Regions from separate parts of the Homo sapiens genome. Here region 2 is linked to region 1. Evidence: chromatin contacts called from ENCODE Hi-C or POLR2A ChIA-PET data. All regions are on one chromosome and are shown on one strand. Each heading gives the region's core, a stretch centred on a gene start or an enhancer-like site at or near the end of the contact. The rest is flanking DNA. Distances are from core to core; before and after follow the strand shown.

Region 1 (6,448 bases), core at 3,509-6,008:
GCTGGTAGCTAAAATAATCCGCTGAAAGAGTTCAGTGTCATGAGAACTTCAGGATAAAATGCAGAAGGAGCTGCTTGTGAAAAGCACCAAACCAATGTGACTTCTAAACCATTCAATTCTGACAACAGGCTTACCCAGGCCTGGGTGCGCCTTCCCCACTTTAGGCTGTGGTTGCAAACTGGCTGTGAGGATAAGATTTTCTTTGGAAATAAATACTTGCCCCTACCTTGAATTTCCAAGCAGTCTGAAGTGTCTCATCTCTAGGAAAGGCCCTGAGGCTAGGCTCCTTAAGGCACAGTGGTAGAGTGGATAGTGCTGTCTTTAGAAATGAGTGCAGTCAGTCGGGCGCAGTGGCTTATGCCTATAATCCCAGCACTTTGGGAGGCTGAGATGGGTGGATCACGAGGTCAGGAGATCAAGACCATCCTGGCTAACATGGTGAAACCCTATCTCTACTAAAAATACAAAAAATTAGCCGGGCGTGGTGGTGGGCCCCTGTAGTCCCAGCTACTCAGGAGGCTGAAGCAGGAGAATGGCGTGAACCCAGGAGGCGGAGCTGGCAGTGAGCCGAGATCGCGCCACTGCACTCCAGCCTGGGCGACAAAGCGAGACTCCGTCTCAAAAAAAAAAAAAAAAAAAAAAAGAGAGAAATGAGTGCAGTCTGGGAATCAGAGAGCTAAGGGCTGGGCAGGCCTAAGGACAAGCCAAGAGGAGCAAGGGTGGAATGAAGTGATGGACACAAGACCACCACTACTGACAGGGCCCAGACCCGCCCCCCCACCCCAGGTCATTGCTATTAAGAGTTGCTTGCCTCATGTTACAGGATTTTTGGGGTGTTGTTTTTCTGGCTGGAAACCTCTGTGCCAGTGGTGCCTTTGCCCAAGTTTCACTCAGGCCCGCTGGGTTCGTTTCACCCAGTTGGCCTGGCAGGCTGCACTTGGCTTATGCTACTGGCCTGGGACTCACCTCTGCCAAGGGCAAGTCAGGTGTGGAATGGCAAGGGGTGTATGAGAGAGCATGGGGTCCGGCCACTGCGCACAGTCAGACATGCTGGCTGCTGCAGCAAGGCAGGCAGCTCCAGGTGCTGGCATGGGTGCCGGCTCACTGCTAGGTTATGGCAGGACCAGGCACACCACAACCTGCTTCCATGGCTGGCCCAAGGGAACACAGTGATGCCCTGAAGGTTGGAGATACCATGAACCACAGGGCCCCAAAGAGTGAGTCACAGCCCTGGTTCAGGAGCTCCCAAGTCTGGGCCCCTGAAGGGCCGTAGCTCTTCTTTCCTTCTCTTTGCCCATCCTGTAGCTCTTCTTTCCTTCTCACCCACAATGTGGTGAGCAAGGGGCATGTCTCAGCCCTGTTTGTGTTACAGCTCTTTTAGTTTTACCATTCAGCCGGCCCCAAGTTCTTGCCCTGTGACCAGGAAGAATGAGGTATGCAGACAAGTGGAGGGTGACTACGTTGAAGAGGAGCTTCACTGAGCCATAGAATAGCTCAGAGGAAACCTACAGGGGGCAGCTCCTTTCTGCAGCCAGAGTGTCCCGACCAGTGTTCAGCTCCTAGCAGAGAGGGTAGCTCCTCTCTGCTATGCAAGTTGTCCTGGCAAGTGTTCAGCTATCAGCAGAGAGGGTAGCTCCTCTCTGCTATGCAAGTTGTCCCAACCAGTGTTCAGCTCCTAGCAGAGAGGGTAGCTCCTCTCTGCTATGCAAGTTGTCCTGGCAGGTGTTCAGCTATCAGCAGAGAGGGTAGATCCTCTCTGCTATGCAAGTTGTCCTGACTAGTGTTCAGCTCCTAGAAGAGAGGGTAGCTCCTCTCTGCTATGCAAGTTGTCCCGACCAGTGTTCAGCTCCTAGCAGAGAGGGTAGCTCCTCTCTGCTATGCAGGTTGTCCTGGCAAGTGTTCAGCTATCAGCAGAGAGGGTAGTTCCTCTCTGCAGCTGGTCTTCCCATTATCTGTGCAGCTCTCAGCAGAGAGGAGGCCCTAGAGTGGGTAGCTCCTCCCTGCAGCTGGTCATCCCAATGTCTGCTCAGCTCTGGCTAAGCCTGGGGTTTTTATGGGCCTCAGAGGGGAGGAAGTGTATGCTGATTGGCCCATGGGCAGCCATAGGTGGGTCTGGAAAAGGCACCACAAGTTCCCACTCCAGTCTGTGGGACTGGCAGCCCAGCCCTCCCTGGCCTAAAGGTGGGGCCTCACCAGGACCATCCCCATCCACCCAGGAACCTGTCTGCCTCCTGCTGCTGTTCTTGGTGCCCAGGCTGTAGGTGCCAAGGGGTGCCTGCAGGCCAGTGCCGAGCTGCCCTCAGCCCCCACTCAGCTTCCCTCCTATGTTCGTGGCACCCAAAGTCCAGAGGGGGCTGAAGAGGCAGGGGGCTGGCATGTCAGCACTGCTCCGAGTGTGTGCACACCCAGCTGGGCCACAACAGCACCCAGTCTTGGCCCTGACTTTGCTCTGAGATTGGAGCAGGCACTGACAGCAGGGAGAAGCCAGGCAGCAGGAGCAGGCGCTTGCAAGCCGGTGAGGGTGGCAGCGGCAGGGGGTCGGGGGGTACTTGGGCCTTCCTGGGCCCCCAAGAGAGCAGGGATGCCTGGTTCCACAGCCATGGTTTGGGCGGCTGCAGCTGCACCCGGGGGCGCTGGGCTCCTGCCTGATCCATGGAGCACGAGGCCCAGGTCTGCAGCTGCAGTTTCGGTGGCTGCAGCTATGCCTGGGAGGCTGGGGCTCCTGCCTGCTCCGTGGAGTGGGAGGCCCAGGTTTACAGCCAAGATTTGGGTGGCTGCAACTGTGTCCCTGGGAGGGTGGGGCTCCCACCTGCTCCTGGGCCCCAAGAACCTGGGTCAGCAGCCGTGGCTTGGGCGGCTGCAGCAACACCCAGGGAGCTCCCACCCCAACTTGGAAGGGGCTGGGCTCTCACTTGTCCTCGGCTCCTGCTGGCTCCACGAAGCATGCAGCCTTGGCTGTGCCTCCTTGCGTGGCCAGCGTGATGGCAGTGGCTGCTCCAGATGGCCTGCCGCTGCCATCACTGATACATGAGTGGATTAATGCAGGCATTGACACATTGTGGCCTGTGGGCCAAATCTAGACCTGTTTTGGTATAGCCTGTGAGCTAAGAATTTTAAAATATATTTTTAAATGGTGGGAGAAAAAAATAAAAAAAGTATTTTGTGCCATGTAAAACATATGAACTTCTACCTCTGTGTCTATAGAGTTTTATTGGAACACAACCATTCATTTATATAATGTCCAAGATTGCTTTTGTGCTGCGACGGCAGAGTTAAGAGGCTGCAATTGAGGTCTGTGTGCATGGCAGAGGCTAAAAGATTTGCTGTCTGGCCCTTTACAGAAAGAGTTTGCCAACCTGTGAATTAGGGTCATTTAGAAGTGTGGGTTTGAGACAACTGGGGCTCTGGATAGAATTAAGGCTGAGCGAAATGAGCCACGAACTAGCAGGTCTCAGCTAGGGCCAATTTCCTAATCTGTGAAATGGATGGATTAATATCACTCATCTCATAAGGCGGCTGCCTCCTAAAATCTGCTGACAGAAGGTTCATAAACGGTATGGATTTCAAGGCACTCGCACAGCTGGGAAGAGCCACAGATACTGGCTGGAGAATGGTTTCAGACCTGAGTCCTTGTCAGACCCACTTGCTGAGCTTTGAAGAACAGGAAGCCCTGGGCCGCGATTCCTTGGACATATCACTCTCTCCAGGTCTGGGGTGGGGCTGGGCATCTGTCCTGTCCACAAGCTGCCCAGTGATTCACACATTCAGGCCGGTGGGAAGCTGTGATTTGGCCCATGTGCCTCAAGGCATGGATGAGGAGACACAGGGGTTGATTACTCCTCTAGGCTCTGTCCTCCATGGTTCCTCCACCAGCACCCTTTCTTCCCGAGACCTCATGGCCCCACGTTTCTTCTCCTGTCCCCTCAGTGAGCTCAGTTTGTCCTGTGGCATGGCAGTTTGAGAACACCATTCTTTGGCCCTTGAGGCTGGGAGCTTTCTATGGCCGGGTGTGGGGGCGCACTTCGGTCTCCCCACCAAGGCCCTGGGGTGAGCCCACACTTGGTTCCACAGACAGCCCAGAGTGGGCAGCTGAGCCGCAGGGGTCAGGACAGCTGATGGGGTCAGGGGCACAGCTTTGACTCTCACTTGGCTCCTTCTCAACTGGGGTCACTCAGGTGAACCACTTAACAGTCCCCCACCCAACACACACCAGCCAAAATTTCCTCATCCATAATATATGGCTCCTACACCTGACTGGTTCTCTTCATCCTATGTGGCTGTTGTGGGGCCCAGAGAGACGACAGTCACAAAAGCACTCTGTCACTGGAGAACGCTGTGCAGGTGGAGCCGGGGCCCTTCAATATTCAAGAAATGAGTTCAAACTGGCCCGGAACCAAGGCAATGTGCACTCAGCCCACCCTCTGGCCATGTAGCCTTACCCTTCCCAAGCTACCCACCAAGGCTGTTGACCTTCCTCTCAATAAAGAGACATGGACATGGGCCTCGGTTGACCAACACTGAAAGTCCTGTGCCCTGGGAAACCTTTGCAGTGAATTCTTATAATTTTATGTTGCCTCAGCATCCATCTTGGATACACATTTAACTTTCTCCTACCAGAAGCAGGGCTCAGTTACTCTTGAGACTCTTGAGACAGTTTCCAGCTCCACACCCAAATGACTCAAGCCGCGGCTCCAGGTGAGAACTTAGAGGCCTCTCTCCCGCCCACCAGATGGGCTCCCCCGCCCCCGCCTTCCTGCTGCTTCCTTTAAACGGGCCATTCAGACAGCTGCCCATGAACTTAAGGTGACTCACTTCCTATTCCCTTATATACTACTCTTTGCCTCTCTGTCTCTCTCTGTCTCTGTATCTCTCTGTCTCTTTCCCTCTGCTTGACTCTTTGTTCCTGCATTCCATGACCCACGGACAGTGGACTGCCCTCCTTACCCATGGTGCCTTCCCTGCCCCGGATCTGTAAGTAAAAATATTTGAACTGACTTCCTGTCATGGTCGTGTATCGAACTTGCGCCTTCCATCTGAAGAACTGGGGGCTACCCCACTGGGTTTTCCCTGGGACATGGGAGTGGTGAGAAACACAAGGTTGGGCTTCCAGGAGGGCCAGAGTGACGGTCAGGTAGACACAAACTGGACACAGGTCAGACAAGACACAAGATCGTCTACCAGCATAAACACATTTCCTATGCCAGGCACCCTCCATTTGAAGGTTGGATAACCAGACATTAGGCCATCCGACAAGTAGAAGGATCGTGTGAAAGGCGTCCTGTAAACAACATGTTCACCTCCTCTTCATTTCTCATTAGGGCAGGGTTGCCAGCTGTGCTGGTACTGGAACCCCAATTTAGCTGAAGGCTCTCAGAACACCCCTCAATCCTGGGCAGATGGGATGGTTGGTCACCCCAGCTGGGCCTGACCCAGGGACTGAGCCTCTGCTCGCTGGCACAGGGTGGATCAGCTGGTTGTGATGGACAGGCAGGAGGCATGGCAAATTAGGGAAGTGACCTGTAAAGACTCCTTTCCTCCTGGCCATGACCTCTGCCCCACCCCCAGAGCCCCTCTTCTCCCAGGTCCCCCCTGAGTCCACACGGAACCTAATCTAAGCCTGCATTTGGAAATGGTCCAGTTTTCTCTCTCCCCTGCCCTCCTAAGTCTGAGTCACCATCACTTCTCACCTGGAGGGACTTCCAAACTCGTCCACCCATTTCCACTCTGTCCTTGTCCAATCTACTCTCCACACTGTCTACACAATCAACAAACCAATTGCCTCAAAATGCCAGTGTAATTATGTAGTCTATGCTTAAGGATTTTAGTGGCTAACCCGGTCCTCTTAGGATACAGACCTACCTCCTCACCTGGTGGGAGGGCCTGGCCCCATCCCTTCCTCCTCCCCAGGCTTCGTGCTATCCACCCCTACCCCTTGCTCACCCTGCTGATCTCCTTCCAGCTTTGGGGGCTGTTATGCACTGAACGTTTGTCCCCCTCAGATTCATACATTGAGACTCAATCCCCAATGTGATGGTATTTGGAGAAGGAGCCTTTGGGTGGTAATCAGGTGATGAGGGTAGATAGATCCCTTATGGGTGGGATTAGTATTAGTGGCTTTATAAGAAAAAACCAGAGAGCTAGCTCACCCTCTTTTCACCGTGGGAGAATGAAAAGTTGGAATTCTATAACCAAGAAGAGGGCGCTCACCAAAACCCAACTATGCTGGCATCCTGATCTCCAACTTCCAGCTTCCAGAACTGTGAGAAATAAATTTGTTGTTTATAAGCTTCCGAGTCTATGGTAATTTGTTATAGCAGCCTGAGTTGACTAAGAAAGGGACCTTCACACACATAACTCTGGTGCTTGGTCAGCTCTTCCTGCAAGGTTCGCCTGGTCAATTCCGTTCCTCTTTCAAGCCTCAGCATCAATATCATTTCCTCAAGGAAGC
Region 2 (6,483 bases), core at 1,652-4,151, 290 kb before region 1:
GTCCTCTTCTGCCTGGGATAAGTAACCCGGCACCTGCCACGCAGGCTTTATTCCTTTTGGGTGGCTGAGGACTCACTAAAGCACTCATTAAAATCATGTCTTCTGGCCAGGCATGGTGGCTCACGCCTGTAATCTCAGCACTTTGGGAGGCCGAGGCAGGTGGATCATTTGAGGTCAGAAGTTCAAGACCAGCCTGACCAACATGGTGAAACCCTGCCTCTACTAAAAATACAAAAAAATTAGCCAGGCATGGTGGTGCATGCCTATGGTCCCAGCTACTCGGGAGGCTGAGGCAGGAGAATCGCTTGAACCTGGGAGGCAGAGGTTGCAGTGAGCCAAGATCACGCCACTGCACTCCCGCCTAGGCAACAGAGCGAGACTCTGTCTCCAAAAAAAAAAAAAAAAATCATGTCTTCTGGCCAGGCGTGGTGGCTCATGCCTGTAATCCCCAGCACTCTGGGAGGCTGAGGTAGGCGGAGCACTTGAGGTCAGGAGTTCAAGATCAGCCTGGTCAGCGTGGTGAAACCCCATCTCTACTAAAAATGCAAGATTAGTCAGGTGTGGTGGCAGGCCCCTGTAATCCCAGTGCCTGCTACGTGGGAGGCTGAGGCAGGAGAATCGTTTGAACCCACGTGGTGGAGGTTGCAGTGAGCCAAGATTGCACCACTGCACTCCACCCTGGGCGACAGTGAAACTCAAAAAAGGGAAAAAAAAGTCACGTCTTCTTCCTTGTTTGCTGACATCATTAATTCATTCATGTATTTTTGAACCCTTACAGCATTCCCAGCACTTTCACTTGCCCTCCCCAAGGTCTCATACGTCATACTAAGTCATCTAGGTAGCACTTTTAGTCTGTGAACAACACAGTAATGCAAAACTCAGATTCACATATGTTGCTGATATTGTAAGAATATGTCTTTACTCTAATGTTGGGGGTAGGTGGGCAGTGAGGATTCCCATGGTAGGAAAGAAGCGGCCCCAGAGTCTCCAGTGTTCAGGTCCTCAGGGCAAGATCAGCCCACTCTTCCTGCTCACAGCTGGCCAGGCCACCAGCACTGCAGAGAAATGGCCCCTCTCATCTTTCCGCTGACATGTCACCTCCTTAGAGATCTGGCCTACCCATCCCCCAATATTCTCCACCTCAACCCCTTCTGTCACAGCACCTAACATGGGCTGTAATTATCTTGTCATTTATTATTTTCTGTGCATCTACTCCACTAAATTACAGACTCCATGAGGGCAGGGATTTGCTCACCACTGCATCCCCACTGCCAGTGCAATGCCTAACAAACAGAGCTCAAGAAACACTGAGTAAATGAATGGATAAATGAAGAAGGCATCAGGTTGGGCCGAATGAGTAAAGCCTGCATATCAGAGGTGCCCCCGTACCCCCAGGTAGGACAGGTGCAGATGGGAGACAGTCCTTCTGGGCCCTCCAGCCCCAGGTTATGAGTCAGGCATCTAGATAAGGCAACGCTGGAAGTGTATCCTTCAGGAGAGGAGCAAGGAGCTGGGAACAGGCCAAATGCAAGGAGCTGGGCGGGCTGCAGGCCACCACGTGGAAAGCACAAGAAATAAAACCCATTTGCCATCCCAGTTTGGCAAGGGCAGAGCAGGTGCCCACTGGGCCACATGGACGCTGGTCAGCATGCCAGGTAGACACCAGCAAGGAGCTGGCTCTGCGGCATGTGGCAACAGTCACTAAGTGGGACAGGAGTCTGACTGCATGATTTCTGTTGTCCTGGAGACAAGCAAAGCAAAATTTTGACAATCTAGTTCCCCATGCTCAGCAACAACCTCCCCTTTATAATTTGTTCCTCCAGGGAAATTCTCCTAGGAAGAAAGAATGCACTGGCTGGCCCAGAAAAGCCTTCCAGACCACTTGGTAGTTACATTTCTCATTGCCAGCGGTCGGTGTCAGCACCAGCCCCTGTGTATACCTGCCCTCGAGCCCAGTAACTAACTAGATCAGGCCAGCCTGCACCTGCTTGTCCATCATCACTGTGGCCGTCTGTAAACCCTCTCTAAGCACCTGCCCGCTGGCCTCTACCACAGCCCCCCACTCTGCTTATGTGCACAGCTCTGCCGCACACCACCCAGCGACACCGGGTCAGGACTTTCAGTAAGTCAGAAGGTGAGGGAGTTACCTGTATAACGTGGCTCTCTGATTTCTCTGGATCTTCTGCAGACTGAACAATTAGCTGACCCATTTCTTTGTGCAGTTTGCCCATTGCCATGGCCTCTGGTGAGATCAAGAAGGTGAATATTTAGAAATCGACATAAAAAATAATCATGCCATCTATCTGAAAACTTGGAAGACCACACTGAGGGAATTTTCAAAAAGCAGCTGATAACCTCCCACATGTCCATTTTATCACTAGACACAAATATGACAACATGCTGGGAGGAAAGGCATAATATAATCGTGATTTATACTTCTGGGCAAACATAAAAACACATCACACCAAACCAGATTTCCCCTTCACACCCACCTGACCAAAATTTTTATTTTTCTTCCCAGACAAAGCATAATGAACAATTCTGACTACAACTAAGTCATGACTATAAGCCAAGAGTCTGACGTTCTAGTCCAGCTCTTTACAGTTAAGAAATGTATCTTTTTGGCGGGAATATTGTGAAAGAGGAGCTTCCTGTCAGTTCTGCAGAAGCCAGCTGGGCGCTCAATTCGTTTAGATTCTTAGAAATGAGCAAAGGAAACCACCTAAGTTAGCCTGGTTACATACATTGCTACTGTCTGCACTGAGGAGGTTAACAGAAACTTGTTTGTCACTTCAAGAGACAGACTCCATTCAACTGGTGCGGATTAGGATGAGCCCATTTTTATAGACACAGAGCAACACAGGGCAGCAGGAAGATGGCCACCCTTTCTGGTCCTAATGCTTCAGCTGCTTAAGTGGCCCTAGCCACAGCCAGTTTTCTTTCACTTTCGCTTTGCAAAAGGCAGTTATTTCGTAAAGATCTGACCCCATAGTTTGAATTTTTCATCATGAGCATGCATTATGTTTGCAATTTTAAAACGAATTAAAGGAAAGCCAGTTATGGTTCTATTAATTTGAATTTTTCAATAAAACCTCACATAATCGAATCTAACAATTCCCAATGAGTCAGCATTCAGCTGCCCCCACTTTTAGGAGAAAGATAAGTGACAAAACAAAGCTGTTAATCAGTAATCCCATCTAAAACCACTACCTGAGTAGTGCTCAACACGCATTTAAGCCAATCTTTTCTACTTTATGTAGCTGTAATTTGGGACAATTTATTTATTTATTTATTTATTTGAGACAGAGTCTTGCTTTGTCACCCAGGCTGGAGTGCAGTGGCGCGATCTCGGCTCACTGCAAGCTCTGCCTCCCGGGTTCAACTGATTCTCCTGCCTCAGCCTCCCGAGTAGCTGGGACTAGAGGCGCCTGCCACCACGCCCGGCTAATTTTTTGTATTTTTGGTAGAGACGGGGTTTCACCGTGTTAGCCAGGCTGGTCCCGATCTCCTGACCTCGTGATCCACCCGCCTTGGCCTCCCAAAGTGCTGGGATTACAGGCGTGAGCCACCATGGCCGGCCTAATTTGGAACAATTTAGAATGTCTAAGAATGCCACTCTAACACTAGTACACCCTTTCCTGATCATTAGCTCTAAGAACAGCTTCATTCCCTTATGCTTACTAAGACATGCTTCAAAAAGATTTTCCATACTGGAGTCACATTTAACCCTGTGTAGTGATAAACGCCTACATATTTTTTGATACTCCTTTCTTCAAGAGGTGGAGACATTCCTCTCTCAAGTGTTGACTAAACTTAGTGATTTGCTTCTAACAAATAGCATATGGAGGAAGTAATGGTGACTATCAAGGCAAGATTATAAAACGCACTGTGACTTCCTTTTCTCTCTCGGGTCACTCACTCCTGGGGAGCCAGCTGTCATATTGTAAGAACACTCAAGCAACCCTATGGAGAGGCCCATGGCAGAAGGAACTGAGGCCTCCTGCCAACAGCCATGCACATTGAAAGCGGATGTTCCAGCCCCAGTGGAGCCTTCAGATGACTGTGGCTCTGGGATATCGTGACTGAAACTTCCTGAGCCAAACTACCTCTACATAAGTCATTCCTGATCCGCCAAAACTGTGAGATAAATATGTGTTGTTTTAGAACATGATGGCTCACGCCTGTAACCCCAGCACTTTGAGAGGCTGAGGCCAGTGGATCACTTGAGGCTAGGAATTCGAGACCAGCCTGGCCGACATGGTGAAACCCTGTCTCAAGTAAAAATACAAAAATTAGGCCAGGCGCAGTGGCTCACATATGTAAGTAATCCCAGCACTTTGAGAGGCCAAGACAGGCAGATCATGAAGTCAGGAGTTCAAGACCAGCTGACCAACATGGTGAAACCCCATCACTAACTAAAAATACAAAATTAGCTGGGTGCGGTGGCGGGTGCCTGTAATCCCAGCTACTCGGGAAGCTGAGGCAGGAGAATCACTTGAACCTGGGAGGCGGAGGTTGCAGTGAGCCAAGATCGTGCCATTGCACTCCAGCCTGGGCATAAGACTCCATCTCAAAAAAAAAAAAATTAGCTGAGCATGGTGGTGCATGCCTGTAAACCCAACTACTCGGGAGGCTGAGACATGACAATCACCTGAACCCGGGAGGCATAGGCTGCAGTGAGCCAAAATCAGGCCACTGCACTCCAGCCTGGGAAATAGAGCAAGACTCTGCCAAAAAAAAAAAGAAGAAGAAAAGAAAAAGGAATATGTGTTGTTTTAAACCACTGAGTTCTGTATGACTCAGAAACATTTCAAAATTAAGAAAATAAACCGCTAAGTTCTGAAGTGATTTGTTATGTGGCAGTAGATAATACACCTTGTTTAAACACAAAAGTAGTGAAACAAGATGAACAGACTATTTAACTTCTTAATATACACTCTGCTGCATAAGCACCCGGGATGTTCTGCTAATATGTCTATGTTTATAGGAATAAATGTTGTGTTCTAGACACGGAAATATCCATCTTCAGCAGAGTTGGTAAGCCAGCCCTCACATACTGGTTTTAGAGAATCAGCCTAAAAATGTACAACTGTTTGGCTTATATCTTGTATCAAGAACAGAACAGAGAACAAACCTTTTGCAAGGGGAGCAATGGTAATCTCACTCTCTGCCAGATTCACAAACACATCATAGAGGTCTGGTCTGTTGCTCACCTCCAAGTCTACAAATCCAGCGACGTAACCTGCATCACAAACATGAGCAACCTTACTGGAGTAGGAAGAAATATGGTGAACCCATCAAAAGAATTGGGTCTAAAAGCTCATCGACTGCTCTCTTTCACTGCTTTATTCATTCGGGAACATTAGCTGTACCCTGTGGCAGTTAGTAAGACTACATTACTATCAGTTGCCTGAAGATATTCACACAACGCCAGATATTCCAAAATTATCCATCAGTGTCAAGGACAAGACTGAAGTAGGGCATTTACTTTCCAATCATTGCTCTTGGGGTCAAGAATGACAGCTGTGGCAGAAGGTAGCAAGGACTCTCTTGACTGATGTTCCCCCTTCAGGTCTTTGCCTTCAGGAAATCAATGGCAAATGCCTGGGTTCTCAGAGTGGAAATGGCATCATCTTTAAGGGTTCAGGGCAACTCAGGAATTAGCAGATCTCTGGGATTGGTGTTAGAACAATGATTCCCAGATTTTTTTGATTTCACAGAGCAATACAATTACCAAAAAAAAAAATTATTTGAGGAGAGACTGATATGGTTTGGATCTGTGTTCCCACCCAAATCTCATGTCGAACTGTAATCCTCAATGTTGGAGGTGGGGCCGGGTCGGAGGTGACTGGATCATGGGGGTGATTTCTTATGAGCGGTTTAGCACCATCCTCTTAGTGTGGTTCTCGTGATTGAGTTCTCACAAAATCTGGTTGTTTAAAAGTGGACGGCACCTTCCCCCACCTTTCTCCTGCTCCAGCCATGTAAGACGTGCCTGCTTCCCCTTCACCCTCTGCCATGATTGTAAGTTTCCTGAGGCCTCCACAGAAGCAGAAGCCACTATTCTTGCTGTACAGCCTGCAGAACTGTGAGCCAATTCAACTTCTTTTCTTTATAAATTATAGTCTCAGTTTTTTTGTTTTTTTTTTTTGAGACAGTCTCGCTCTGTCACCCAGGCCAGAGTGCAGTAGCATGATCTCGGCTCACCGCAACCTCCACCTCCCAGGTTCAAGAGATTCTCCTGCCCCAGCCTCCTGAGTAGCTGGGACTACAGGTGTGCGCCACCACGCCTGGCTAATTTTTGTATTTTGAGTAGAGACGGGGTTTCACCATATTGGCTAGACTGGTGTCGAACTCCTGACCTCGTGATCCGCCTGCCTCAGCCTTCCAAAGCGCTGGGATTACAGGCGTGAGCCACTGTGCCTGGCCTTTTTGTTTGTTTTTGAGACAGAGTCTTGCTCTGTTGCCCAGGCTGGAGGGCAG

Evidence for each region. A loop is a pair of places that touch in the nucleus more often than their neighbours do. ChIA-PET counts read pairs that join two places held with the same protein, here RNA polymerase II (POLR2A). Pooled maps may share reads with other maps.
Region 2: a pooled map shows a loop between it and region 1 (13-fold over the local background). The contact joins two enhancer-like sites. A Hi-C loop is called at or near these places in 4 of 50 pooled maps. POLR2A ChIA-PET finds 5 or more read pairs at or near these places in 2 of 52 experiments (H1 and activated T-cell).

What each region holds. Positions count from the first base shown.
Region 1 is chr10:118,838,566-118,845,013 of GRCh38, reverse strand. The region is part of intron 3 of LINC03036 (long intergenic non-protein coding RNA 3036); the gene reads left to right. Among named protein-coding and RNA genes, the nearest start is that of CACUL1, 87 kb to the right of the region's middle. RefSeq lists enhancers at 564-1,063, 1,064-1,565. Within about 2 kb of position 4,758, at least 2 of the 41 ENCODE cell types and tissues checked have a DNase peak (open chromatin) inside an H3K27ac peak, as active enhancers do.
Region 2 is chr10:119,128,274-119,134,756 of GRCh38, reverse strand. DENND10 (DENN domain containing 10) reads right to left here. Exons shown (of 9, transcript NM_207009.4): 7 at 5,135-5,242; 8 at 2,148-2,242. Among named protein-coding and RNA genes, the nearest start is that of DENND10, 27 kb to the right of the region's middle. Within about 2 kb of position 2,901, at least 14 of the 41 ENCODE cell types and tissues checked have a DNase peak (open chromatin) inside an H3K27ac peak, as active enhancers do.